Regions from separate parts of the Homo sapiens genome. Here all the other regions are linked to region 1. Evidence: chromatin loops called from intact Hi-C (ENCODE). Cell type or tissue: endothelial cell of umbilical vein. All regions are shown on one strand. Each heading gives the region's core, and the rest is flanking DNA. Links, peaks and the distances in the headings are about the cores only.

Evidence for each region. A loop is a pair of places that touch in the nucleus more often than their neighbours do. Peaks named below come from ENCODE experiments on the same cell type or tissue, not always from the same donor. Only the 100,000 strongest peaks of a DNase experiment are listed, where the experiment ranks them.
Region 2: a loop joins it to region 1, with 28 times the contacts of the local background. A loop is called at or near these places in 1 of 110 quality-filtered maps.
Region 3: a loop joins it to region 1, with 3 times the contacts of the local background. A loop is called at or near these places in 1 of 110 quality-filtered maps.

What each region holds. Positions count from the first base shown.
Region 1 is chr4:143,554,262-143,564,406 of GRCh38, reverse strand. SMARCA5 (SNF2 related chromatin remodeling ATPase 5) reads right to left here. Exons shown (of 24, transcript NM_003601.4): 24 at 6,921-10,145. It also overlaps the pseudogene GUSBP5. Among named protein-coding and RNA genes, the nearest start is that of SMARCA5-AS1, 44 kb to the right of the region's middle. RefSeq lists enhancers at 4,684-4,783, 4,914-5,023, 5,034-5,193. In endothelial cell of umbilical vein, for the core only: a CTCF peak has its summit at 5,367 (motif pointing left); a DNase peak (open chromatin) is centred at 5,176; H3K4me3 peaks cover 1,062 bases; H3K27ac peaks cover 430 bases.
Region 2 is chr4:143,975,002-143,985,146 of GRCh38, reverse strand. LOC101927636 (a long non-coding RNA gene) reads right to left here. Exons shown (of 7, transcript NR_125886.1): 6 at 5,195-5,297; 7 at 2,693-3,361. Among named protein-coding and RNA genes, the nearest start is that of GYPB, 39 kb to the left of the region's middle. In endothelial cell of umbilical vein, for the core only: no CTCF peak of the experiment used is centred there; no DNase peak of the experiment used is centred there.
Region 3 is chr4:143,716,222-143,726,366 of GRCh38, reverse strand. No RefSeq gene overlaps it. Among named protein-coding and RNA genes, the nearest start is that of FREM3, 21 kb to the right of the region's middle. In endothelial cell of umbilical vein, for the core only: no CTCF peak of the experiment used is centred there; a DNase peak (open chromatin) is centred at 4,846.

The DNA of each region.
Region 1 (10,145 bases), core at 3,487-8,486:
CACGAGCCACAAGAAATGCTAACAATTCTGTATAGTATAGCAGTTCGCCTCTCAGTTGTGTCTTATGCACTGCCATGTTTATACATGGGATCCTAACCTTTTAGACTGAAATACATTTAAAAAGTTATAATCTTCAGGTCTCAGAAACAACATATTTAGTTTATATATTTTCTTTCCATTAAGAAAAGGTTTAGCATTTGAGTAAGAACATGACACATTCTGCTTTCTTAATATCATATTGTCTTTAGCATATAACCACCTTTAGATTAAAAACCTGGAGGAAAATGGTTATTTGCCAAAAAATAATTTTCTTCCCTCAACATTTAGGTGAAAACACAAGGCACAAAGTGAAATACAGCCTGGAAGAATATTTATAGAAAGACAGAATTGTATAGAAAGGTATAGAAAGACAGAATTGCCTGACATAAAAATTATTTTAGAATATAAAACATAATTTTAGAAAATGATAAATATGATGGGGTATAATTATTTATTCATAATTCTGGAAAAGTAATAAAAATACATTCACTATATTTAACCAAAAGCATAAACATTCTTTTAAAAAGTAGTACTTGTTATTCATTATGTGCCTTTTTAAACTAATTCAATTATCTTTACTGTATATGATTTTCTCTATATAGATTTCTATTCTGTATGTTACATTCTATTTTTTACTTACAAGCAAATCATTTTTTAAACTCAAATGTGTTAACTCTCTTGAAGTCATGTGCTATCAATAAATAATAAATAATATTGAGAATATTACCTTGAAAAATCAAAAAAAAAAAGAAAACAAGTTATGTTCTTCCAAGATACAATGATGAAATAAAGACTGATAAACATTTCCACTTCAAAATGGAGAAATAGGCCAAAAATAAGGGGCAACAGGCCCCACAGAAATCTGCAACCCAGTAGGGCAGACATTAAATCTTAAAGCTCCAAAATAATCTCCCATGACTCCATGTCCCACATCCAGGCCACACTGGTACGAGGGGTGTGCTCCCAAGGTCTTGGACAGTCAGACCCCTATGACTCTGCTGGGTGCAGCTCACATGGCTGCCCTCATGGGTTGGAGTCGAATGCCTGTGGCTTTTCAAGGCTGAAGGTATAAGCTGGCTCTTCCACTCTGGGATCTGGAAGGCAGTGGCCTGTTCCTACAGCTCCACTAGGCAGTGCCTCGGTGAGGACTCTCCATGGGGGGCTTCAATCTCATATTTCACCTCAGCACTGCCCTATCGAGACTTTCTACAGGGCCTCCACTCCTGCAGCAGGCTTTTTCCTGGGCACCCAGTCTTTCCACTATATCCTCTGCAATCTAGAGGAAAGTTGCCAAGGCTCCACCACTCTTGCCTTCTGCCTGCCTGCAGAACTAACACCATGTGGAAACCTACAAGGCTTATGGCTTGTGCCCTCTAGAGCAGTTGCCCAAGCAGTATCTGGGGCCCTCTGAGCTGAGGCTGGAGCCAAAGCAGCTAGGATTCGGGGAACAGTGTCCTGACTCTGTACAGGGTAATGGGGGGCCCCAGGCTTGGTTCCCAAAATCATTCTTTCCTCCTAGACCTCTGGGCTTGTGAAGGGAGAGGCTGCCTTGAAGAATTACCTTCAATAATTTATAATATAACCAGGAATCAAATTTCTTATTACCTTTCTTCATGGGTTTTCTGGCCTCTAAAATGGAAAAAAGATTAATTCTGTTCCTAGAGATATGTATCCAGCAAGAAGATCTGTTAACAAGTCAGATACCAAGCAGAGTTAACCACACAGTAGAAAAATGTGCCCGTACACGCTGTCATTGGGTGCCCACATCAACCTCTAATGTGAAATTTAAGTAATAGAAAGAGGAAAAGTATTTTTTAAATGTACCAAAACATGAAAAAGTTTTATTGACTGGCAGAGGTAAAGTTAAAGTAATAGATTTACCAGAAGGTAGAAATACTAGTTGAGGGTGTTGTTTCCCCCACCCTCCTACAAAATGCTGCTTCCACAGTTTCTCCAGAATTTGCAGTTACTTTCTGACTCCACATATTCACTACTCCCTGATTTCAGAGGAGGGTCCAAATCTCTTTATTTTCCAAATTGATCACTTTGAACCCTGACATTTTTAGGCCCCAGACCTTAACAATAAGCCTCAGTCTTCTTTACCAGCTCAATCATTTCTACCTGCCATCTTTCGTTCTTCTCAGAAAAAGCTCACTTTATGGGCTGATACCTGGAACCCTAGTGGTCATCAGAAAATGGGGTTTAATACTTGGCAGTCACATGCATGCTTGATATTTCCCAATCTCAATGCCTAGGATGGCATATCCCCTCTGTCTTGTAACCAGAAAAATGTCATTTGTCCTCAGACTAAAGAGATCATGGAGAACTGTTTCAGCAATAGATATGGAGCAAGGAAGCATTATTCTTTCCTATGCCTGCATGGAACAGCAACTGAGGTTACAAATAATACTCCCCTGTTTTCAATCTTTCGATGGCTTTCTATCACAAACTATTTTGTGGACTTAGGGAAAAATCAAAACATATTTCTTGTCTACAAGACTGTAAAAGCTCTATTTACATGATGTGGCCCTAACTAAGTCTCCATTATTATTTACCACCTCTCTCTCCCTCCCCCACTACACTCCAGCCATGGTGTCTTACTGCTGTTCTTCAAACATAACAAGCACTTTCCCATCACAGGGCTTTTGCACTTGCGGTTCCCCCACTCCTCCTAAAGATCTTCACACAGATGTTTGATGGTTAACTCTCTTACATTATTCAGTTTTTCATCCAAATGTCATTTCCCCGGAAACAACTTTGCTGACCACCTTAAGGCAACAACCCAACATCAGTATCTGCTTACTCTGTGTTGTTTGTCTTCACAGCAGTAACGACTTTCTGGATTTTTATATGTGTTTGTTTATGCATATGTGTTAGCATATAAACTCCATGAAGGCTGAGGTTTTGTCAGTTCTCTTTATTGTTTTATCTGTGGTACCTAGAATGGTGCCTGATACAGAAAGGTTCTATATAAATGTATGTTAAATGAAGGATTTGACCAAGGAGTATCATCAAATTTCCTGTTGCCTGAGCCAGTAGCTGACTTCTCTGTTGCCCCTTGCTTTCAAGCAGCTGGTTGAGTAATTGTATTATACACATTGGGTGGCCAACTGCCATTCTGAGACCTAATTTTCTAGTTCTAAAGAAACTATAAAATTGATCTGAAGAAACTACTAGAGCCAACAATAATTCAGGAATTCATCCCACCATCTGAGCACTAATTTCTTGACTTTCCTCTGAAGATAGGTGCTAGACCTTTGGCAAACAATGGCAGCAAATGACAGGAAAAGTCAAGTTAAGACCTATTTTGCCTTAGCACTGCTATATTCCTATGGTCACAAGTGTTTCATAGTATAATCACATCCTCTTGTTTAAGTGGCATAGGCTTAGGATTGTTATTTTTCTTTAGCATACACATAAACAGGGGCCAAAATTGAACTCAACTGCTGTATATTGGCTACATCAAATATTGCAGTAAGAATCTGGACTTTGGGGTTTGAATGGACAAATCTATATTATAATTTTCCTCTGATATTTTACAAATAAACTTTTCCATCAAGGAGTCTACACACACTGGTTCTACATTTTCTTTACCATCAGATCCTGTTTTGAACACTACCATGCCACTGAAGAAAACTGTTCTCTCCAAGGTCAATCTGCACTGACCTGTATCAGTCATTAAATCCAATGCCTCCTTCCAAATTTTCCACAGCAGCTTTCAAAACCTGTGACATTCTGGGTCTCCTCCCATAACTGACTCCCACTTTACAGGCAGTAAAATGTAGAAGACAATGCATGGACAATAAAGTTATACCATTCTGGATCAAGCAAATCTGTTCCAGTTTTGAATTCTCACTCAACCACCTATTGGCTACACAACTTTAAACTAGTGGGTTCACAAACCCCTAAGCTTTACTTTCCTAACCTATATAATGGAAGCAATCATATCCACCAAATGTTGTGGTTATGAAAACTAAATAATAATATTGTCTTTTGGCACACGGTTAGACATTAAATGAATGTAAGTTTTCATCTTTCTTTTGTATCCTCTATCACTTCCTTGACTATTTTGTCTTCTTTCAACAAAGTCTCTCCTGTTATTTTCATTTATTCCATTAACTATCAGTTTTTGAAGGGCTCATGTAAATATTCAGCTCCACACTTATTGAAAATTTCTTAATTACTTACAAAATTTGTAAGTCACTGATATGTGACTTACCTAATGTAATTACCCTAATGTAATGCCCCACGGGGTGGGACAGGAAGGTGGGTGTCTGCGGTGGAAGCAGGATGGTACCCACGTGGAGGTGTCGGCCATGTCGAGGATGCTCCCTGGTGGCAGGGTGGAGGAGATGAGCATGTTGCCGATGGTGATAGTGATGCGGAGGCGGGAGGGCAGGGGCCCCACCTGGAACAGGCTACTGATGTCGGTGTCAAAGGGGAGGTAGATCCCTCATGCTCTAGCGCGTCGACCCCATTCACCCACACGATGGCATAGGAGTGGGCACTGACAATCCTCAGTACCACTCTTGTGTGCAGGTCCTGGGTCCATTGCTCCAGGAAGGTCACCTCCCGTTCGTACCACATCTGGTCTACAAAATGCCGCAGCCGCCAGTCCTGGCCAACGTCGTTGAAGCTGGAGGGAACCGGTATGTCCATGGTGGAGCCCGACTCTCGCAGCAGACGCCGATACCACTACTCCTAGAAGCCAAGGCACAGTTTGTCGAAGAAGTCGGCGCGGAAGCTCCAGAGGCGGTCCAGCTTCTTCCGCTCCCGCGACGGCCTCTCTCTTGGGTACAGCATCCCGCCCTGCAGCGCCAGCGCGCAGCCCCACAACAACGGCCCGAGCGCCTACCAGGCGTCCGCCGCCCCCCGGACCATGCTTTCCGCTCCTCTGCTGGGCCGCCGTCTGCGGGCCTATCAGCAGCGCGGGAGGAGCCCTGCGGACTGGTCGCGCGCGACGTGACGCGCCAGTCGCGCAGAGGGAAAGTATTTTTTTAAAACCAAGAGATTTGAACTGACGAACAATTACAAATACCCAAAGTGATGATTTGTCCCCCTGTGTTTAAAAGTCTTGGTGCTAGACAATCAAGGATGTTTCCAACATGTACGTAGAAGACTCTGACCTTCTAGCACCACTGTTCGGGTGTTAAACCCGGCCTAGTCCTACGTGACTGCCTGCGCCTTTCTGTATTCTAGTCTTTCACTCCCAGCTGCAGCTGGTAGCCGGCAGCGTTTGACCTGCAGTGGGCAGCTCACCTTTGTTCCTAACACTGCCATCTCGCGGATGGGGTCTGCAGCCGCCAATCAGAGCGTCAAGGTGAGCCTGGGGAGACCTCTACAGGTGCCTGTGGTTTCATTGTAACTACCTAAACTATTCATTCTCTTATCAAGCACCCACCCAGTTCCAGTACTGTCCAGTTACAATAAGGAGCCCAATGATAATTTTTTTTAAAGATTAGTTCCTGCTGTGAAGAAACTAAACTCAGCGTACTCTTGAAGGAGCTCCCTCTAACTTATCTTACGACTATTAAGGGTGAGAAAAAAGCACTGTGGCGTCTGCAGCATTTAGATTGGTAGGAGTATTCTGCAAGACTTGTGCCATTACTTTTATCAAGTTGGCTCCCAGGGAAAGAGGTGGCTGGGGAGGAGGGGGAGCGCAAAAAATAGGAGGCTGGGGGAAAGCCAATACCCAGAGAAAAGACCTTTCTACAACTGGAAAGCATACTAAGAAAGCAAACCTATCCATCTACTGGGATTAAAGGGCATATAAAATGAAAAAAAAAAAAGTTACTCCTTGCAAAGCTAGGATGACCAGATGGCCCCTTGCCACCTCCCAGAAGGGAATCTGAAAGTCAGCTAATCACCAGCCTGTTTGTGAGGAAGAGCCAGTAAGAACTCCGCCTTTGCACAGCAAATCTGTATCATCTATTCTTCTTTTTCCCTCCACTCAGGATCCCTACACCCAGCCAGCATGGGCATCAAGGAAAGCAGGCTGGTAAACTTCAGGGCAGAGATCCGCTTCTGAAGGCAGCTAGTAATGTCTCACCCAGCTAAGCCTTGCTACTAGGCAACAGCACTGCCTCACTCAAGAAATTATCAATCTGCATCAGGCCAGATGCAGTGGCTCACACCTGTAATCTCAACATTTGGGAGGCGGAGGCAGGCAGATCATTTGAGGCCAGGAGTTCGAGACCAGCCTGGCCAATATGGTGAAACCCTGTCTCTACTAAAAATACAGTAATTAGCCAGGTGTGGTGCATGCCTGTAGTCCCAGCTATCCGGAAGGCTGAGCCAGGAGAATTGCTTGAACCTGGGTGGCAGAGGTTGCAGTGAGCCTAGATCGCACCACTGCACTCCAACCTGGGTGACAGAGCAAGACTCTGTCTCAAAAGTCACTAGTGTGCATGAGACACAGAAGCTTTGACAAAAATTCAAACAGCCATGGAGAAATACCGATGGTCTACAGAAGCAGTGCTTAGTCCTTGCTAGAATTCTCTAGTTTTGAAACATGGGAATAAGTAGAACTGCCAATGTGTCTGATGAGTAACTGTGGTATTTATTGCAACTGAGCTCTAGAAAGAGGCTACTGTTGTCTATGATCTGTCCTTTCCCCAACCACCCAGGCATCTCTTTGTCCACTCCAGTGATGTCTGCAGACCACCCTAATGTCACCTCAAGAGGGGTGAACCAACCTTCCACTGGCCAGCATAATAGCCTTGGAGTTTCATCTCAGATTTCATAGTGAATTCGGCTTTCAGGGCAGGATTTAGTTTGGGATGAAAAAGTGTTTCCATTAAGTATTGTATTTGAATCCTGGGTTCTTCAATGATTGAGGAAGACTAATAAAGAAAAGTTTACAAATAATCACATGAACTAAATTAGGACTTCAAAAGTTTAATGAAGTGAAATAATCTCTACTTATCTCTATTTCTTTTCCCAATTTATTCACAATCTATATACATAAAAACTCCTTTGGGTTGTCTACATCAAAAACAAGAATTTCTGTAGTAAGCAAACTATATGCATATTCTTTGTATTAATAAAATATTTTTGTCAATGTAGTGTTTACATTGTTTATATTACAAAGTTTCCAACATTAACTAAATTCTGATAAACTTTCTTCTTGTACTGGAGATACATGATATGCAACATTAAATATTGGTGTCCTAGAGATAAGAGCCACACACCTTGTATGCTGTAGAGTTAAAGGCAAGTACCTAGATCCTCAATCTTCTCATAGCCTCATTACCCCCCAAAAAAGCTGTCATTAGAGCTAGGGAATCTCTCCGGACACAAGGGAATCTGTGGTAACAAAGAATGTAGACCCATGTTGCCAGTCTTGAGTATCTCAGGTGAGGTGCCAGTCCACTTCTGAAACAATGCTTTGCCTCTTATGCCTGTGGAGAAACTATTCCACTTCTTCATTTTTTTCATTTAGAATCATATCATTTCAGTCTTTTTCTTCTTACTTCAATTTTGGTTCTTGTAGCATAGTCTTTTCTGGTAACTACTGTAAAGTTAATGCTGCAAAAGCCTATTTAATCATTCTAATAAAAACCTTAACAGATCCAAAACGATTCTGGGATGTACACAGCGAAGTTAATTCTGCAGCACTGCTCCACACCAAGAATGTATTTTGCCCATTATCTGTCATCTGAGGGATGCCCTCACCTTTGATCTTGACATCAGATTCCAACAGGCAAAGATACATTTTGGTAACAGCTATGTACATATACAAAATATGTATATATTTTGGTAACAGCTACTCCGTTAATACATGTCTTCTAGCATTCCATTCATTTGGATTTATGAGTTCATCAATCCACCTTGTGTCATTAATCTACTTTGTTTAAATTACCCTCCTTAGTACCCATTTTTTTAGCAATGTTCTACTCCAAAACTACTGGTTTGAAATATAGTAGCACATCCTTTCAAAAAGATTTGTTTTTTAGATTCAAAGGGATAGAACAAGATGAAATTTATTTTTTACTCAGAATTTTTCTGAAAAACCACAGGGGTGTTTTACAATGCTTTTTAAGATCGAGATTAAGAAAGGTACTAAGCCAAAGATCATTTATATAATCATTTATATAATTAAATCCAGATTAGTTCAAACAATCGGCATATATTAAATACTCAAAGGGCAGATGGAGCAATCCTTATCTGAAATGCCTGGAACCAGAAGTGTTTTTAGCATTTTCCAGACTTTAGAATACTTGCATTATACTTATCAGTTCAGCATCCCTAATCCAAAAATCAGAAATGCCCTAATGAGCATTCAAATTATGGAGCATTTCTGATTTTAGATTTTTTGATTAGGGATGCTCAACTTGTACTCTATGCTTAGGATTTGCTTCTCTCAACTTTATGAAAAACAAAATGTAGGCCAGGTGTGGTGTAGGCTCACAACTATGATCCCAGCACTTTGGAATGTAGGCTTACACATGTAATCCCAGCACTTTGAGAGGTTGACGCAAGAGGATTGCCTGAAGTCGGCGTTTGAGACCGGACTGGGCAACATAGCAAGGCCCTATCTCTACAAAAACTAAAAAAACTTAGCTGGGCGTGGTATCTGTAGTCCTAGCTACTTGGGAAGCTGAGGTGGGAGGATCACTTGAGCCCTGAAGTTTGAGGTTGCAGTGAGCTGTGATTGCACCACTGCACTCCAGCCTGGGTGACAGAGCAAGACCCTGTCTCTTAAAAGTAGTAATAATTACACTTTATAATAGCCTCCAGCACTTTGTCAGATGTACAATTAAGCAATCTTTCATGCTTTGTTGTTAAAAAAAAAAAAAGACATTTATTCAGTATCATGATCAGATTATTAAAACATTTAGCAATCAACAGCATGGGTACAAAACAAAACAATCTACACTGAAACCCTGTGTTGGAATGCTTTACTTTCCACAGAACAGAAACTATTATACAATTAGTCACAAATACAGTCATCAAGTTCTGTGATCGTGGTGGCTTTGGTGGCAGCCATGGTGGTGGTGATGGATATGGTGGCAGTGGGGATTGCTATAATAGATTTGGTAATGATTGAAGCAATTTTGGAGGTGGTAAAAGCTACAATGATTTTGGCAATGACAACAATCAGTCTTCAAATTTTGGACCCATGAAGGGAGGAAACTTTGGAGGCAGAAGCTCTGGGCCCTATGGTGGTAGAGGCCAATACTTTGCCAAACCACGATACCAAGGTGGCTAAGGCAGTTCCAGTAGCAGTAGTGGTTAAGGCAGTTCCAGTAGCAGTAGTAGCTGTGGCACTGACAGAAGATTTTAATTACTGCCAGGAAACAAAAGCTTAGCGGGAGAGGAAAGCCAGAGAAGTGACAGGGAAGTGACAGGTTAAAACAGATTTGTGAACTTGGCCAAACACAGTGGTGGCAGGGCCTAGCTGGTTCATGCTTTTTTTTCAAGTGAGTTTCCCTTCACACAGTTTCCATTTGAGTCCCTAAGCTCTCAGGGCTACCACTATACTTGATTCATTTTGCATTTCCACTGTGTATCTCCCTCCCAGTTTCTCCTCCTCTTGAAAACATCACTTTTGTGACCTCCGTAAGTTTTCTTCAGCCTTACATTTTTTCAATTTCTTCCAAACTGAGGTGATAACTCTTACAAATTCTTTTTCCTTTCATAAGTAACCATTCCTCATGCATGTATTAGACCTTTAACTGTTAAGAATCTAACATAGTATTTAAAAAGTTAATTTTGAGGTAGCACTAAATTCAAATTACTTTACAATTTGCCATAAATACTGCGTTTTGCTTGACATTAACAGCAGCAATTCCACATTTCAAGAAATTAAGCAGTATTAGTAATACTGCAGGTATCAAAATTTTTTTTTTAAATCTTCAATTACATGTGGGCAGATGAAAACAACTACTAATAGAAATTTAAGGGAAAGATATCCAATTAAGGGAAATGTGTCCTAAAGGAAAAAGTGAATAAAAATTGAGAAAACAATTAAAGAAATGGAAAGAAAAGACCACTTTACGGATTATAAAAGTTATATTTATTCACGATGCTACATTTATTGCATTCCCTTAGAAAAATGGAGAACTGTTTATGTACCCAATCTGCACATATAAAATTTTATACAA
Region 2 (10,145 bases), core at 2,680-7,679, 420 kb before region 1:
TAGAGTCAACTCTGCTTTAGAAAGGTAATCTTTAAGTAGACAGTCCTGTGACATCTTTGCAGCATGAATGGGGCAGTAGCGGGGGAGAGAGGTGGACTGCGAGAACTGAAGAGGTTGTTTAGCTCAGCTCAGGATCTGTGACGGGGGAGTCAGAAGTTATTCTCTCCTGGGTGTTGGGTGGTAGGAGTTGGCACTTTTGGAGATCTCACCATTGTCACTACTCAAGCTTGCAGCCAGCTCTGATCAGAGATATCAGCCCACTCCTCGAGGCAGGATTTACCTGAATCTCTTCATGCTAGGAGCCCATCGTTAGCAATGAAAACCTCTCTCACAACTTAGTTGCCATTGAAACATGTGTTTTCTACATAGCAGGCCAATGTTTATACACCCTTATGGATTTAACCCCATCTGACAACGTAAGAGGTCACTAAACAAAACTTGGTTTCATTTCCAGAGCCACTTGTCTCACCTATTTTGCCCACCTCTGTTCCACACACCCCATCCCACCCCAATTCAAAGAAAGCTTCATTTTCACTTTGCTTTACTAATCTGCCATTCCCTATTTATTCATACACCTGGTTTCTTCTTTGGCTTAGTGTTTCCCTGCTGCACCTTCCTTACCTTGTTTAACTACACTGGACCACTGTTTACACTGTATTTTTAATTGCCTATTTCATTTGTCAGTCTCCCCACCTTAATGGTTTCAAACTCAGGGACTAACTCGTCCTGCTCACCATGGTGTTCATTGCACTTCACATAGTAACTGACATACAGTGGGCATTTATAAACACTCACTGTGTGACTGAATGAATAAGTAAATTAACTAATTAGCTAATTAATTCTCTAGTAAGATCTGATGAAAGATTTACATCAGTTCCTAAAGCAAAGCTTGCAATTACATGGTAAAAATGACATTATTGTTGTTATTACTATTATCACTACTACCATGATAAGCACAACTGGAAAAGCAGTAGATGAGCATAGACATTACTCATATAGATAATCCATATGAAAAAATCCAAAGAAGTTCAAAAGTATCTTCCTCAGAAATATTCTCCCCCAGATATCTATCTACTTGCTATCCCCCAGATTTCATGAGGTTCCTCCCTCATGTCCTTCACATTTACTCCCAAATTGTTTTCAGAGAGGCTCCCTTCATTATCCTTTAAAAAAAGCAATCTCACCTCCTGTCTCCCAGACACACACACACACACACACACACACACACACACACACCTGTAATGAACACAGTGCTACTGGCTGGAAGCTCACTACTGTCAGCCCTCTCTGGGAATTGCCCTCAGCAGAGGAAAGTCATGTCACCAAGGTCACAGTCCCCTTCCCAAAGGACAACTTGCATCCAATTTCTGGTCATTGCAGGAATATAAAGGCCTGGCCTCCATACCCCAAGTCAAGGCAATCGGAAGGCCCATCCCTGCTTTCCAGTTCCCCATGGAGTCGGCAGAGGCCCAACTGTGCCTGCTTTGGAACCCATCTTCTCTCTCTACCCAACCCTACTTCCTTCCTCAGAAGACTTTGAATGAACTTCCTGACTTCAATCTCCATCTCAGATTCTGCTGCCTGCACATCTGACCTACAGAACTTTTCCTTTATTCTGCTTTATTTTTTCTCCATAGCACTTACTACATTTATTGCTCTATCACATACTCATATATCACATATTCATTACTGACCTATTATATATTCATTTTCTACTGTATTATTGGCCCTCTCCCTCCTCCCATTAGATTGTAAGCTCCGGTGGGGCAGGAATTTTGTTTTACTTGCTGCTGTAACCACAGGACTTGGAACACTGAAAGCACTATATAGATTTTCATGACAAATATCAAATAAATGAAAGTTGGGACTTGCAAACATATAGCCTGTTTACATTGCTGTTCCTGAACCCCAGGTTTTACTGTCTGCCAAAAATCCAGAGTACCCTACATTGGTATCCATTAATTAAGATCAGACCAGAAATTAAGAATATTTAAAGGGATTTGCACCAGCACAATTAGGACTATAGCAGCAAGAGTTAACATTTTCAGCGGAACAACTTTTGTCACATTTCTTTAATTTATATAACTTCGATTATAATAGTCATCTTCAGAATAATGATGGCTAGCATTAGCATAAAGTGCTCTGGGTCACAAAGCTTTGCACATATTATTTCATTTAGTTTGATGCTGATGAAACCATGTAAAGGACATAGAATTGTTATGCTAGTTTCACTAATGAGGAGACTAAAGCTCTGAGAGCTTCAATGACTTTTTCAATGACACACCTGATAAATGAGTTCCATCCAGGTCTACTGACTCCAAATCCACTGTTCTATCTCTCAGTACATCACCCTAATAATTCCCTGGAGAGTGACTCCACAAAACTAAAGCTCTTCTACAATACCGATCAGAAAAGCAAAATGGGGCACCTCAGCAACCCAACTAAAAGACATCCTGTATGTAGCTTATTTAAATTTATTCCAAATAATATATTTACTTATGCAACATTCATGAGAATTCTGAGTTGTTTTGGTTTCATTTGTGGGGTTTTTTGCATATATATTTGCAACTGAGAATGAATACCATAGATCAGGACACTTCTTATCTGTTACTTATATAATATCTCTGAACATTCATCGACTCTTTGCTGTTCTGTTAAAGATGTATACTTACTCACCTATGAAAATAGTTACTTTTGATTTTTTCAATGACTTTTATTCTCTCTTTTTTATATTTCAAAGGTAAAAATTGTAAAAATTCATATAAACAAAGAAAATGACATATAGCATTCTCACAAAGACATCACATTATCACATTGTATTTGCATATATTCTTCCAATACTCTCTCCCTCTCTTTCTCTCAATATAATACATATTGTTTTATAAATTTATTTTTTTGAATTATTTTATGTTCTGATGGTATATAAATGCTATCTTCTCATTTGGACATCTAGAAATCGATTAGAATTTTTAAAAAATTTTAAGTAACTTCTCGTCAACAATATAATTACATTGTACGTACACAATGTGATTGTCTTCACCAAATAAATAAATAAAAACCTAAGGCTTACACATTAAAAATAAAAATAAAGGAAATTATATGCTTACCCCTTTTGCGTACCTGATTTCTGTTTACTAGGGCCCAAGAGAAGGTCCAAAACATTCATGTCTTGTGATGGCCTGTCTTAGTCTTACTGGGCTGCCATAATAAACAGATACCACAGACCTGTGTGGGTTTAACAACAGAAATTTATGTCTTCACAGTTTTAGAGGCTGGGAAGTCCAAGATCAAAGTCCAGCAGGGTTTGGTTCTGGTGAGGACTCTCTTCCTGGCTTGTAGACAGCCATCTTCTCGCTGTGTCCTTGCATGGTAGAAAGAGAGGGGGTAAGCTCTCTGGTGTCTCTTCTTATAATGACATTATCCTGTTGGATCAGGTCTCTACCCTTATCACCTCTTTTAACTTCAGTTACTTCCTTAGAGGCTACATCTCCAAATACAGCCACATCATGGGGTAGGGCTTCAATATATACATTTTGTGGGGAGCCACAGACACTTAGTCCACAACAAGGCCCAAGCCTAAAAATAAGAATAGGTCTAAATAATATGCTCTCAAGGAAGGATCTTGGGGACAACCGAATGTACAGAGTTTAGTACCCCAAATCCATGCTAGGCAAGGCATGCTACTATCCAGATAGCAGCTAAGGTGTGACACAGGTTCACACAGTATAGTCAACTTAGCTGCTACTAGTATTATTGCTATTAGTGAGTCACTTTATTGCTTAAGTCTCAAATTTCTTATCTGAAAAATAGGAATAATATGTTCCTCAAAGGACTAGTGTGAGGATTAAATGAAGTTACGAGTGCCAACTCTAGAGCTTACACATAAGCCTAATAAATGTTAGTAGAAATGAAGAATGACAAACTGTTCCAGATCACCCCAAAGGATATCCAGCTGTTTCCAGATTGCTAAGTCCGTAAAGGTATGCTCCCAGAGTTCTAACCCAGTACCAAGGAAAGATCTGGATTTACTCAATAAACCATGAGCATATATTCAACGCACACTTCCTCTCTGCCAGGCTCTGCACCAGGTAATATACTTTCTTAGGTAGTAATTATCAGATTTAAAGTGCTAATTATAGTTAACATATAATTAGACAAGCACACTAGAGGGCAGTGTCTGTTGGTAATGGTCAGTCTTTTAGGACCTTAGAGCTGCAGGTCAGGGTTCTAAGAAGTGAATCACTCTCTTTGATAATTATCAAACCTAACAACGACCATACCTCCTAAGCACATCTCAGTACTAAAGTTCATTGACTGTCAGACTTTTCTCAGTGTTTGCTCAGACAAAAGGAAGACGAGCTTTGAAAGCTGTGATGGGACTTGAGACACTCCTTTATATGCTAGCAGCATATAAACAAAATCACAAAAAATCTTGGCTTTCCACTGACCATCATCCCAGGTAACAGACCCTAAGCTAGGTTCATCACTTAGGCTATATCATTCAAATAACATAACTCAGTGAGGCTGGTACTTTCATTATCCCCATTCTTAAGATGACAAATAATTAAAATAAAATAAAAGAAGATGTGGCTTTAAAAGTAACCTGGCCAGGTCAAAAGCCAAGAGCTGAGAAAAGTTCCAAACACAAATTTTTCTAACTCAAAAGCCCATGCATGAGTTTACAACATGTCCAGGAGGGGCAACCTGAAATTAAGAAAGGCTGGTAATTTAGAATTCTGAATTGCAGGCAAAGGCCTCTTCTTTCATGTAACTTTCAGTAAAGACTGAGAGCTAGGATATAATGGACTATTCCAACTTGGTATCAGAGCTCTCAAAGGAAATGACATAAAACAGCTATTACAAGGCCAAATGTAAAAGAAAAATACGAAGAATTGACTTTTCAGAGCTATTCATTCTCACTCAGAGATGGAGTTGATATTAAACCCTTATTTATACTGGGTATGGAATCATACACATTGTTGAGATCTGGGTCTGATTACACCTATGGCACTGTGCAGTATATTTCAGTGTAAACAGAGTAAGTCTGAGTTTGATTTAGAGAAAAACAAAAAATACGCTAAAAAAATAAAAACTACATGTGAGGGGGAAATACCTCTCCTTTGGCCCCTTTGCTCCTGATCGGTGAGCATTTTTGCATTTTTCAAAGACATCAAAGGGTTGCTACAAGGCTTACCTTGCTCACAGGACTTTGGATGTATCTTCTAGTGCTGCTGAGAAGATGTGTCATGACAAGGCACATCCACCGTGGTGTGGTGTGTCAAACTTGAATCACTGGACTTGAGAAAAGAAGGCAGAGTTTGTGTTCTGTGCTGAAGATAGCCCATGTATTTCTCTTAGGGAGGAAAAAGTTTTCGAGGTTAAAAAAATTGAGAAAGTGGGTAAAGAAAAAAATAGGCTTTTAAAAAATATATAAACATCTGTAAAAATCCTATCTTAAAATATCAGTAATACAAGTAAATTAATGTACTAGTAGCAAGATTACCAATCTAATGCAAAGTCTATTCATTGCTCTTCATATGCCTATTCTATTCCACAAAGTTTTTGCAAGGTGGAATGACATGAAGAATATTGCTTGGAAAAATAGATGATCTAACTATAAGCATTTCTCAAGTATTCCTCTGCTGTCAGAATTTATAATGAATCTGCTTACTACCCTGGCCTCAGCCAAATTAATGCATAATTGCCTTTCTCCTTCCGGTGAGTCTCACAGATTACTACACCTTTTTTACCCAAGAAGTCCTATCCTATTGTATCCTATTGTATCTGCCTGAAGCAACTAGATTCAGCTCCATCAAAGGTATACCTTTCAAGAAAATACTCTTAAAAGTGAATTGTTTTAAAGATAAAAATGTATGCATTTTCTTTTTCTTCTGATCTTCTACCTTATGGTCTTCAGGTCCATTATAATATAGGTTTTAGGGTAATGAGTACATTACACCAATAGATTTGCTCACATATTTAAAGAAAAAGCATAGCCTAAACATGCATAATATTAAAAGAAACAAAGTAAAGACAGGCTATAAAAGTAAACAGGTCAGAATAAATTTTATGCATAACTACAGAAGCCACCAGCAGAGGATGCAGTCAAAGCCCTATCCTCGCTTGTCTCTGGTAACTGCTTCCCAGTCATGTCTTATCACTACCTTGTACTCGATGTAGCACAGCAAAGCAGCATTTGTCACTGACACAAGTGTATTCCAGGGCATCTAGAAAAAGGGATATGGAATTAGCTCTTTCTTCAGCAGTCATAGGTCTGAGTCTCTCTGCCTACCACTTTTCATCTATTTTACTGAAATTCAGTTTTCTGAGCAATTAAATTCTGGCTGAGAGAAATGTTTCTGCAATCCTTTTCAATATACTCACTTTCCAATGTAATCCCAAACTCTGACTGGGTTCCACATTATAAACCTAATTCCTTAAGATTTATAGTATCTTAAACTTTCTTTAATTAGACTTCCAAGTTGTAAAGGACTGAGATAATTACATTTGGAATGTTTATAACTCTCATAACTATGTGCAAAGAGATACTCTGTTATCAAAAAATGGCTAGATTAATGCCCAGTAGCTGTCAACTCATCTTTTGGGGGGTGGGGCAGCAATGCACCATACTAGTTAATTTTGAGTGGCAAGAAAATTTATTTCTTCTGAATGATTTACCAGGAATAACAGTAACACAAAAATAAAAAGGCTATACAAGTGCCAAGTAATTAAGCATGGTAATGGAATTACATCAGGCTGCCATGTGGGGTCTAGGCTTCAGCACAAGAATAGAAAATTGATTTATACTATCTAGGTGATCATGTCTTTACTTTACATATCTTCTGTTACCAATTTATAATACTTTAGTCTGCTTTTTTCCTAATATTATGCCAGCTAGAAGGCATTTGCTTTAACTTCTGTATTTGTAGTCTGTAAATGTACAGAAACTTTCTTGTCTTTCAGAGATACGTAGATAATATAAAGGATTAACTTTTCTCTACCCTGTACAAGTACTTATGTATTTGATTGATAAGTGTTTAAATTGAAAATCAGAAAATCAAGTTCTATTATCTGCCAATATTCTAAACAGAAGTTATAAAATATATTATTATGGGGATAAAAAATAGAATAGGGACCCAGTTTATAAAAGAACAGTGATTTACTATATCTCTGTTTATACATATTTTGAAGAACAGTGATTTACTATATTACTATTCATATTTAGTGTATCACTGTTCTACATACATATATATATATATCTCCTTCATGCCCTTTAGGACACTAGTACATTTGTGAGTAGAAACTTGGAAACAGAAATGATTTAAGGAAATCAGTTCTCTAGAACACACATCTCTTAAAAAGGCAATAATATCTTGGTGTCCAAGTGGCCCCAATTTAAAAATAATAGTTACTTACATGTTTTGTATTCTAATGGGTCTGCTACTCTTCCATTCTCCCACCTACCTTATCCCACAAAAGAATAGTCCATAGAGAGGTATTATGAATATGGGGGATATTTTTTCTCTTTTAATTTTTATGTTGTCTTCTAAATAAAAGGCATAAAGATTTATGTAAAATGGTAGGTGTAAACAGAATATAAAGTCAGCTCAACTGTAAGTATTAGAAGCTTCAGGATATTATTTTTCTAATTTTGAAGTTCAGAAATGTAGCAACAAAACCTCACTTGCAAGAACAGATGATCAAGTTTCAACAGATCATAGATCAGATCAAGTGAGAAAAAACATAAGATGACAACGATATCTCTATTTCCTATTCTAGAGAAATAAAGCTGAGATTTGGTCCTTAAAATCATGAAACTAAATTACAAAAATACATCTTCTCCTTTCTTCTGGTTTATTTTTCACAGGAGGGAAAAAAAGCCCTCGACTGGGAGGAATTTCTAGTGCAGAATCTGGAACCCCAGCAAGTTCTGATAGTTTCATGTGACATGATAGCATGTCACATCGTCAGGCACTCAGTGTGTTCTCGGCTTATTCACTTAGAAACCGGAGTCTGTACCAATCAAGATGTATTTCCAGCTAACCTAGGGGTTACCTTGAGTTGTTGACTGCCTGCAGCAAGAATGACAAAAACTTTTTCCAGTATTTTACAAGTATAATGTTAGACAACGTCATTTTTAAGGCAAGAACTAAATTGGAAAACTTAGCAATACACTAGAAAAAGAACGAGTTAAGAAAAAACAGAAATATGCCCTGTTAGGGTTAAGAAAACTGGCTCATATTATCCTGAATAAGATAAAGCTAATGGAAAAGTGTAAATTAGTCCAGTTAACCCTATGCTCTAGGCAAAAACAAAACAAAAACCTCTGTAAAGAGAAAACTCAGAATGTATTTCTCAAAATCCATTTGGCTCATAATGAATTTTTTCTCTTTTTATAGTAAACCAAGGAATTGTTCTAACTCAGTGAAAACTCAAAAAATAAGCTAAGAGAACAATCACACATACAAAATATTTGAATGTTAAATACATGGTGAAGATGTTTGACTTCATTTGAAGTGAGTCAAAACCTTCTTGAGAGGCAGATAACAATATGTCTTAAGACCCACTAGACTCAGTAAGTCCAGCTTTGAAATTTAAGAATGTGCACCAAGATTTAGCAAAAATTAGACGCTACCACAGTGTCCAAATAAATAAATAGAAACTTATTGAGTTCTGAAATATCCATAAAATGAAACACTCTGAAACTATTAAAAAATCATGTGAGAGAAGTTTATTGTAAAAGAAAGATATTCAAGATTAAAATAGAAATTTGACCCAACTATTTTATGTGTAATTTTTGGGTATGGCCATTTTTTTCCCAGCTTAACTGAGGGAAAATTGAAACACAAAACTCTGTATTTAAGGTGTACAACAAGGGTGTCCAATCTTCTGGCTTCCCTGGGCCACACAGGAAGAACTGTTTTGGACCACACATAAAATACACTAACACTAATGACAGCTGATGAGCTTAAAACAAAAACTGCAAAATAATCTCATAATGTTTAAAGAAAGTTTACAAACTTTCTTTGAATGTGTTGAGCCACAGTCAAAGCCTTCCTGGGCTTCATGCAGCTCATGGGCCGTGGGTTAGACAAGTTTTGTGTACAATGGGATGCTGTAACCCAGAACTGCCATTTCCCTAAGAGAAAGAGAACGAGTTATTTTTTAAATTTTTTTTTTGTTTTTTTCTCTTTCTTCCTCTGCCCCGTTCCCCACTTCCTACTTAACTCTTTAGAAATGCAATTAGAACCTCTACCTTCCCTTCACCAGACACTCCCTACAGGACAAGCTCATCTAACTGTGTGCATACCTAGAAGCCCCAGAGCCAGAAATCTCTCCCACCAGAAGATTGCCTCTAGAGACAAGAGTCAATTTACAACCTAAAGTTTGCCCACAGGAAACTCTATCCCATCTGGAGAGTATCTCCAGACCACAGCCACCTTACAGTCTAGCACTAGCTCAACCACTGGGTAGATAAGGCAACAAACCAAGTCACCTAGACCCCCAACTGCTCCTTCCCTGCCTGTCATTCATGCCAAGTTCCCCTTTAAAAGCTCTGGCTTTCTGCCCCAAAAGTGAAGCAGTGCCTTTAAAGGCAAGAGCCTGGACTTCTTTCCACAAGCTAAGCTTTGGATTAAAAAGTCACTTTCTTTATATCAGACCTCACTCTTGTAAACTGGACTCGGCAAGCATCGAGTGACTGAATCTGCAATTGAGTTACAATGCTTTGATATACGTAAATATTGTGAAGTGATATCAAGTTAGTCAACACCTCCATCACTTCACATAGTTACCTGGGCGTGTAGTGAGAACTTTTAAGGCCTGCTCTTTTAGCAGATTTCAAGGATACAATACAGAGAGTTCTCTACTTAAAATTTTTCAATTTTAAGATTGTGTAAAAGTCAGTCAGTAGAAACTGCATTTTAAGTACTCATATAACCATTCTGTTTTTCACTTTCAGTACAGTATTCAATAAATTACATGAGATATTCAGCACTTTATTACTAAATAGGCTTTGTGTTAGGTGATTTTGCCCAAGTACGCCAATATAAGCGTTCTGAGCTTATTTAAAGTAGGCTAGGCTAACCTATGATATTCTGTAGCCTAGGCGTATTAAATACATTTGTAAGTTACAACAAGCTTGT
Region 3 (10,145 bases), core at 2,175-7,174, 160 kb before region 1:
TATACATACTGCATGATGTGATAAATGCTTCAGTAGATTAATGTGCAATCCACAGTAGGGTAGAAAACGGAATGGTTAAATAAGACAAGGTGAGATGAGGAGAATTCATAGATGAGAAAAGGGCTTTAGCTAAGGTTTGAAGGATGAACATACACTCACTATGAAACAGAGAAAGAATGTGTGAGGGCATGTAGGCACAATGTAATAATAGCAAGAATGTCAGTTGGCTAAACCAATCAGTAAATGGAAGACAGTACTACCGAAGAGATAGTCAGGATGCCATGTTCTGATTCTGGAAACATATACTGAGTCTACCAAGCTGGGTTTTCTTTGTAAGTTTGGGGGGCTCCTAAAGGATATTAAGCCACATAATTGCATGAGTAATTTCCATGCAGTGGCTGGGCTGGACAGTCTGAGACTGAAGAGAGGAAGTTTGTATAGACTGTTCTTCAATTATCTAATTGAGACATCATGGTCGATTGGATTAAGGCAGTGCCAGAGAAGCAAGAGAAGAAGAAGAAATATGAGATATAGTCTACTGAATATGTAGACAGACATGATAAAGAATTGGTGGTATTAAGGAAGAGGGACTCCTAGAGAGTCCTGGGCATCTAGCTGAGATTCCTAGGGAGTGTGTACTCCAGGGAACATAATGGAGGGAGCAAATTCTCCAAGGCAGAGGGAGATGATGACTTCAGCATGGATATGTTGAATTTGAGGTTTTCATGGGATTTTCAGTCAAAGATGTCCAGTGGGACATTTATAAAAAGAATATGAAACTCAGCAAAAGCCTGACAAGGAACTTAAGGTAAGTGATAAAGTCACGGTCACTTAAGAGATTGGAAGAGATTGGAAGAGAAAGCAAACTGGGCCCATGGATGAAATTGGGAATCATCATTCTCAGTAAACTATCGCAAGAACAAAAAACCAAACACCGCATATTCTCACTCATAGGTGGGAATTGAACAATGAGATCACATGGACACAGGAAAGGGAATATCACACTCTGGGGACTGTGGTGGGGTGGGGGGAGGGGGGAGGGATAGCATTGGGAGATATACCTAATGCTAGATGACGAGTTAGTGGGTGCAGCGCACCAGCATGGCACATGTATACATATGTAACTAACCTGCACAATGTGCACATGTACCCTAAAACTTAAAGTATAATAATAAAAAAAAAAAAGAGATTGGAAGAGAAAGCAAACTGGGCCCATGAAATTGATTCCAAAGAGAATGACAGCTTAATTTAGACTACATAACATGAATAATTTCATTTATGAATCTGTTTCAATGGGTACTCACCCCCATATCACTTACAGTCTAGTGCCTGTGGGAAGGACGTGACCGAGCAATCCCTGCTTGGCAGCTTGCTGAGCAAATGCAGAAGGCAAAGGACCAAAGGAGCTCAAAGTGCTAACACAAATGACAAATGTGATGTATCAGGGGGTCTCTATGGGGAAGGAAGTAGTCAGGACAAGGTTGGTGGCTTTGAAAAAAAAGCTAAAGGAATCAAAGGACTGAGGTGAAGTTGAAATCAGACACAAGGGAAAGGAGATGAGAAAGTCGGTCATGTAAAAAACTGTGGACAAAGAGTAAAATATTAGATTTCTTTTAAACCCTTTATTGTGAGAAAAATGCACATGAAAGTTAAGATTTTTAAAATAATTATAAAATGAACCACTATGTCAAAAAATAGAAAGTGTCCAGCCCAGAAGCCCCATGTGCCCATCCTTGATCAAATCCCCTTCCCTTCTTCTTTTCTTCCTTTCTTCTTTTGATATTTCTTCTTTCACTCTGCTGACTTTTATGAAATTTTTTTTATTTTTCTTTAGTAGTTTACCACCAATATACTTTTCATAAACAATATAGTTTGATTTTGTCTATTTTAAAACTATACTATGTATATAAATAAAATCATTTTATATGTATTCTTTTATAAGTGATATTCTTTTGTTTTTTCCTTATGTTTGTTATATATAGGCACATTTTTGTAATTAACTTATTCATTTGTACTGTTGAGGACATCGGGTCATTTCCAGCTTGACTTGTTAATAGAATACTACAATGAACATATTCATTTAAGTATTCTGGTGCATTTGTGTATGGATTTCTCGAGTACACGTAACTAGTAAAGAAATTGGAAGATGGCAGAATATGTGTGTTCTAGCAGATTATGCCAAGTGATTTTACCAATTTATACTCCCACTTGCAGTGTCTAAGAATTTGTATTGCTTCACACCCTCACCAACACTTATTTTTTAAAAAGTTGTCAGACTCTTTAAATTGTTAATCTGGTTGGTGCTTAATGTATCAAAATACATATGAATTTTCCATTTCCTTATGATTAGTGATACTGAACATCTTTTTGTATGACCATTGACTATTTGAAATTAGATTCTCATAAAGTGCCTACTTGAGTCCTTTGCCCATTTTTCTATTGGAATATCTGTCTTGTCCTTGTCAATTTATAAACATTCCTTATATACTCTAAGTATATGTACAATATATATTTATGAACATACAACATAGATTGGCTATATATGTTTTATATATATCTTCATACATTCTGTGGCTTGTCTTTTCTCCCTCTCTTTATAATGGCTTATTTTCTTTCTTTCTTTTTTTTTGTTTGTGTGTGATAGTCTCACTCAGTTTCCCAGACTGGAGTGCAGTGGCACACTCATAGCTCACTGCAGCCCGGAACCCCTGGGCTCAAGCAATCTTCCCACCTCAGCTTACCGAGTAGCTGGGACTACAGGAGCACACCACCATGCCTGGCTAATTTTTTAATTTTTTTGTAGAAACGGGGTCTCACTATGTTGACCAGGCTGGTCTTCAATTCGTGGCCTCAAGCAATTCTCCTGCCTCAGCTTCCCAAAGTGCTGGGACTACAGGCAGGAGCCACCGTGCCCTGCCCTACAATGGCTTCTTATATTCACAGAGGTTCTTAATATCACTTTGCTAAAATTTGTCAGTCACTTCTTTTGCAGATAATTATTTTTGCATCTTGTCTAAGAAAACCTTGCCTACAACAGGGTCACAATTACACATTTTTATAATTTTTTACAAAAACAGTTTATGGTTTTGTCATTTCATTTATATAGCTAAATCTGGACCATTTAAGTATAAATGCTGTTTTGGGTTGAGTGCTTTGGAAGTAGTCCCTAAAATGAGGATTCTTGTGCAAGTGATTCATTAAGGACATGTTTTCAGAGAAAGCCAGTAGGAGAGTTGGAAGAAAGAAAAGTGAAAAAGCCAACCAAAGGTGTAAAGTCAGCAAAGTCCTACAGAAAGTAGCTTCAGCCTGATCTGTCAGAAAACTCTAGAGAAGTGTTTCTCAACAGGGGTGATCTTGACCCCCAGGGAACATTGGGCAATGCCTGGAGATATTGTTTGATTGTCACAATTGTGAAGGTGCTATCAGCATCTACGGGGTAGAGGTTAGAAATGCTACTAACCATGCTACAATGTATAGCCCCTCACAAGAGGAAACTATCAAGTCCAAAATGTCAATAGTGCCAAGGTCAAGAAACCTTTCTCTAGAATCTGACTTGTGTCTCAGAGCTCTCAGGTAAGAGAGCTGAGACTTAATACTCCTATACCTATCAGTCATTCACTAATGACTGCCAGTGAAGGGTTGGTGGGTGACACATTTCGAGGCATTTCTGGCTGTCTGAAGGATATGAAATAAAGTGGACTACATAGCTCAAGTCAGTCTTCTGGGGAGCAAGAGAGGAGTATGCTAAACCTGAAATATGCACAGAAATGGTAAAACAGCTATCCAAAGCATCTGAACAGAGAATGGACTTTATTTGCTATGGTCCACTCCATGAACTTCTCAAATGCACTCTATTTCAGTTTACCCAATTGCATTGTTCACAAAAAGACATAATTTCTTTTGAGAAAAATTAGAAGAGAAAGATTACTAGAACAAACTACAGTCCACACTGCTATGATTGGCTTTGAGGCAAAAATTAATTATACTACCTGCTTTGAATGGGCCCCTCAAAGTTCATGTGTTGGAAACATAATTCGCAATGCAACAGTGTGGAGAGGTGTAACTTTTCAAATATGATGAGGTCATGAGGGCTCTGCCCTCATCTCGGGAGTGGGTTAGTTATCATGGGAGTAGGTTCCTGGTAAAAGAATGAGTTCATCTCCCTCCCATTCTTTGTCTCACTCTCTCTCTCTCTCTCTCTCTCTCTCTCTCTCTGGCACTCTGACTCACTTGTTTGCTCTTGCACCTTCCACCATGGGATGATGCAGCGTGAAGTCCCTCACCAGATATGGACTCTTTGGCCTTGAACTTCTCAGCCTCTAGAACTGTAAGAAATAAATCTCTGTTCTTTATAAATTACTCAGTCTCAGGTATTTTGTTATGGCAGCACAAAATGGACTAAGACACCACCAACTCTACATTTCCTCATCATTGGGTAGACTTCTGCTGTCATCAGTTGTTCTTCTGATGGGGTGACTTTGGCCTTCATCTTTGTGGGGTTGATGGTTCTCATAGTCTCATCAGGTAGTGGTTGCCTAATTGTCCATTCACAATTAAATTTAAGTATAAGAGTACCAAGAGATGCCCCTGTGGATCCCACAAATTGCAAAATGCCAAGCAATTATTGTAACAGCAGTTATACCTCTCATGATGAGTGAAATAAATTGTCAGCACGAAGTGACCAAAATGACTAAATAATAACTGGAACTTTAGGCTTGGTAGGATTCTTATTGACTCTCCTCTCTGGGAACCAAATCTCTCCATCCATACAACCTAAAGCTATTGAAACAGAAAGCAAAAATTCCTCCAAAGGGGACACTGTGAATGATGGTGAGGTGATTCACACTTCCACCATTTGGTGGACTGTTTTCCTGTCTTGGCAGTTTCAAGGCTGTGGGGCAAAGGGAAGTCAGTTTTAGCAGCTTTCACTCAGTCTTTTACTATAATGATAACCTTTATTTTATGAGTCAATGAATCAAAATTAGAGTTCTTCCAGCTGCCAAACATGTCCATTCCATGTCCAATTGATCAGCTGAACTCTACATTCCTCTATTCGAAAAGGGAGTCATATTAGTGTCTTAGGTCCCTTGGTAGCAGTGTGAGCTCAGACCCTGATCTGACCCTAATCCAGCAACTCTCAGAACATCTAGTGCCCAGTTGGTGCACAGTTGCTGGAAAAGAGACCATAGATCCCTTTGGGGGAAATACTAGGGGAACTGCTCTTCTACATATTTGCTGTGATATTGTAGCATCCTTCTTCCAGGGGATGCAGCCACTCATTCAATGAACTTCATGTCTGATAACTGGCTCATTTATTAAAACCCACTAGGGTAGCTGACATTTTGCTTACATTCATCCATTCTGTTATCTTTGATTATATATAGTAAATAATACCTTTTCCAAATGCCCCTAGGATATTATGCTCTATTAGCAATTAACATGTATTTCTACAGGTCAGAGCTCCCGGGCTCCCATTCTGACTCAAGCCATCCAACACTTAGTTCCATTTTGCCTCTGATGATTCAGTGTTATCATTTGCCCTCTTCTTCTCTGAAATCCTATCATTTTTGATACACTAAAAAACATTCAAATTCCATAACAGAAAATCCTACTAACAGCCATAACCTACAAAGGACAACTATTTCTGAGTTTCTAAATGATGCCAGGGATCTAAATGTTACCAGAAAATTTCTTAACATCTTAGTGAAGAGAGTGTCTTCTGGACCACTCTGAAGAATGTAGTCATCTGATAGATTCTCAGGTCTTATAGAAAAGATTCAGTCAAACATTTCTATTTCTATAAGCCTTTTTTTGCCCTCTCTCAATTCTTAGCCAAGGGAATTATGGCAGCTCCACTTCACCTAACATGGGCTGTCTTTTCTTCCAAGTTTAGGAACCATCCTAGCAGTATATGAATGTCTCTAGATGCCCTTGCCAGAGCATTCCATCCTAAATTATTGGACAGTGGCCTGCATTAATAAATTGATCCCTGTTCAGCCTTACATTATGTCTCCATGCCCCAGTCCAGCACCCTCAAGATCTATTTTCAGGCATGTTCTTCAGTGTTTTCCAGTATATGTCAGTCAGGTCACAGATCTTCTGTGGGTCATTCCTTTCTCCCTTGGCATTGCAGTCACTTTCCTAGGAGAGCCATGCTGATACTTGACTCTAGTTACTGGTCTGGAAGTCAGGAGGATAGGTAGGAGGACGAATCTTGAGAAGGACAAATATTATCTTATGAGACAGCTACCTCAGTTGAGACTTGGTTGCTATCCTCTAGCAAAAGATGCAGGTGGCTTCTGCAGGCCCAGAGGATTTGGGGGAATCTTTTCTCCCCCACATCTACCCTGATGCTCCTATCCCAGGTCTCACGGTCCCAACACTTCCTTATTGGGATCCTACTTGGGCTTAGCAGACTTATCAAAGGTCCCAGTTCAACCTCCTCAATTCCCCTTTTCTAAAATTCAGATCCTAGACCAGAGTTTATAAGAGACTTAAAAGGCATAACAATCAAACACAATGATTAGTTCTTGATTGGATTCCAAACAAAACAGTTACAAAAGACATTTTGAAAAAATTGGAAAAATATAAATAAAGACTGCATTCAATGGCATTATAGGGTTTTTGGTTTTGTTTACTGTTTTTTTGTTTGTTGGGGGTTTTGGTGCAGTGGTGGTGGTGGTGGTGTAATTGTGAAAGAAGGAGTCTTTACTTCGGGAAATGCAGGCTGTGATATGTGAACATAAAGTGAGGTGATATTATATGGTTTCCTCAGAATACTTCAGCAAATATGGCAAAACATTAATAATTGTGATATCCAAGTGTTGCAGATATCAGTGTTCATTATACTGTTCTCTCTACATTTCTGCATGCTTGAAAGTTTTCATGACAAAAAGTAAGTGAGAGATATTTTTATAAGAAAGAAAGGTTTAGCGTGATGCCTCCAGCTTTGTTCTTTTGGCTTAGGATTGACTTGGCGATGCGGGCTCTTTTTTGGTTCCATATGAACTTTAAAGTAGTTTTTTCCAATTCTGTGAAGAAAGTCATTGGTAGCTTGATGGGGATGGCATTGAATCTATAAATTACCTTGGGCAGTATGGCCATTTTCACGATATTGATTCTTCCTACCCATGAGCATGGAATGTTCTTCCATTTGTTTGTATCCTCTTTTATTTCATTGAGCAGTGGTTTGTAGTTCTCCTTGAAGAGATCCTTCACATCCCTTGTAAGTTGGATTCCTACGTATTTTATTCTCTTTGAAGCAATTGTGAATGGGAGTTCACTCATGATTTGGCTCTCTGTTTGTCTGTTATTGTTGTATAAGAATGCTTGTGATTTTTGTACATTGATTTTGTATCCTGAGACTTTGCTGAAGTTGCTTATCAGCTTAAGCAGATTCTGGGCTGAGACAATGGGGTTTTCTAGATATACAATCATGTCTGCTGCAAACAGGGACAATCTGACTTCCTCTTTTCCTAATTGAATACCCTTTATTTCCTTCTCCTGCCTAATTGCCCTGGCCAGAACTTCCAACACTATGTTGAATAGGAGTGGTGAGAGAGGGCATCCCTGTCTTGTGCCAGTTTTCAAAGGGAATGCTTCCAGTTTTTGCCCATTCAGTATGATATTGGCTGTGGGTTTGTCATAGACAGCTCTTATTATTTTGAGATATGTCCCATCAATATCTAATTTATTGAGAGTTTTTAGCATGAAGCGTTGTTGAATTTTGTCAAAGGCCTTTTCTGCATCTATTGAGATAATCATGTGGTTTTTGTCTTTGATTCTGTTTATATGCTGGATCACGTTTATTGATTTGCGTATATTGAACCAGCCTTGCATCCCAGGGATGAAGCCCACTTGATCATGGTGGATAAGCTTTTTGATGTGCTGCTGGATTCTGTTTGCCAGTATTTTATTGAGGATTTTTGCATCGATGTTCATCAAGGATATTGATCTAAAATTCTCTTTTTTGGTTGTGTCTCTGCCAGGCTTTGGTATCAGGATGATGCTGGCCTCAAAAAATGAGTTAGGGAGGATTCCCTCTTTTTCTATTGATTGGAATAGTTTCAGAAGGAATGTACCAGTTCCTCCTTGTACCTCTGGTAGAATTCGGCTGTGAATCCATCTGGTCCTGGACTCTTTTTGGTTGTTAAGCTGTTGATTATTGCCACAATTTCAGATCCTGTTATTGGTCTATTCAGAGATTCAACTTCTTCCTGGTTTAGTCTTGGGAGAGTATATGTGTCGAGGAATTTATCCATTTCTTCTAGATTTTCTAGTTTATTTGCGTAGAGGTGTTTGTAGTATTCTCTGATGGTAGTTTGTATTTCTGTGGGATCGGTGGTGATATCCCCTTTATCATTTTTTATTGCGTGTATTTGATTCTTCTCTCTTTCTTTCTTTGTTAGTCTTGCTAGCGGTCTCCTACCTGACTTCAAACTATACTACAAGGCTACAGTAACCAAAACAGCATGGTCCTGGTACCAAAACAGAGATATAGATCAATGGAACAGAACAGAGCCCTCAGAAATAACGCCGCATATCTACAACTATCTGATCTTTGACAAACCTGAGAAAAACAAGCAATGGGGAAAGGATTCCCTATTTAATAAATGGAGCTGGGAAAACTGGCTAGCCATATGTAGACAGGTGAAACTGGATCCCTTCCTTACACCTTATACAAAAATTAATTCAAGATGGATTAAAGACTTAAACGTTAGACCTAAAACCATAAAAACCCTAGAAGAAAACCTAGGCAATACCATTCAGGACATAGGCATGGGCAAGGACTTCATGTCTAAAACACCAAAAGCAATGGCAACAAAAGCCAAAATTGACAAATGGGATCTAATTAAACTAAAGAGCCTCTGCACAGAAAAAGAAACTACCATCAGAGTGAACAGGCAACCTACAAAATGGGAGAAAATTTTTGCAACCTACTCATCTGACAAAGGGCTAATATCCAGAATCTACAATGAACTCAAACAAATTTACAAGAAAAAAACAAACAACCCCATCAAAAAGTGGGCAAAGGATATGAACAGACACTTCTCAAAAGAAGACATTTATGCAGCCAAAAGACACATGAAAAAATGCTCATCATCACTGGCCATCAGAGAAATGCAAATCAAAACCACAATGAGATACCGTCTCACACCAGTTAGAATGGCAATCATTAAAAAGTCAGGAAACAACAGGTGCTGGAGAGGATGTGGAGAAATAGGAATACTTTTACACTGTTGGTGGGACTGTAAACTAGTTCAACCATTGTGGAAGTCAGTGTGGCGATTCCTCAGGGATCTAGAACTAGAAATACCATTTGACCCAGCCATCCCATTACTGGGTATATACCCAAAGGGCTATAAATCATGCTGCTATAAAGACACATGCACACATATGTTTATTGAGGCACTATTCACAATAGCAAAGACTTGGAACCAACCTAAATGTCCAACAATGATAGACTGGATTAAGAAAATGTGACACATATACACCATGGAATACTATGCAGCCATAAAAAATGATGAGTTCATGTCCATTGTAGGGACATGGATAAAGCTGGAAATCATCATTCTCAGTAAACTATCGCAAGAACAAAAAACCAAACACCGCATGTTCTCACTCATAGATGGGAACTGAACAATGAGAACACATGGACACAGGAAAGGGAACATCACACTCTGGGGACTGTTGTGGGGTGGGGGGAGGGGGGAGGGATAGCATTAGGAGATATACCTAATGCTAAATGACGAGTTAACGGGTGCAGCACACCAGCATGGCACATATATACATATGTAACTAACAGGCACATTGTGCACATGTACCCTAAAACTTAAAGTATAATAAAAAAAAAGAAAGAAAGGTTTAGATTTAGGTGTGATTGTTCAATATACAGGAATAATGGAAAATCTCAAAGTAAAAACCTCCAGGAGGGAATGGTCCCAGAGTGTCATAGGGAAACAAAGTGACTATTTCACAGTCTGTCTACAGGTCGTGTGGTCCTTGGAGAGTGAACCACCTGCAAAGGAATCACTCCACTAATATTCAGAGGAAATAAAGACTTTCCATACCCTATGAGGTGTAACTTTAGAATATGATGAGTCATATTCAGAGAGTCAGTTCTCTGAAATCTTAACTTCAAATGG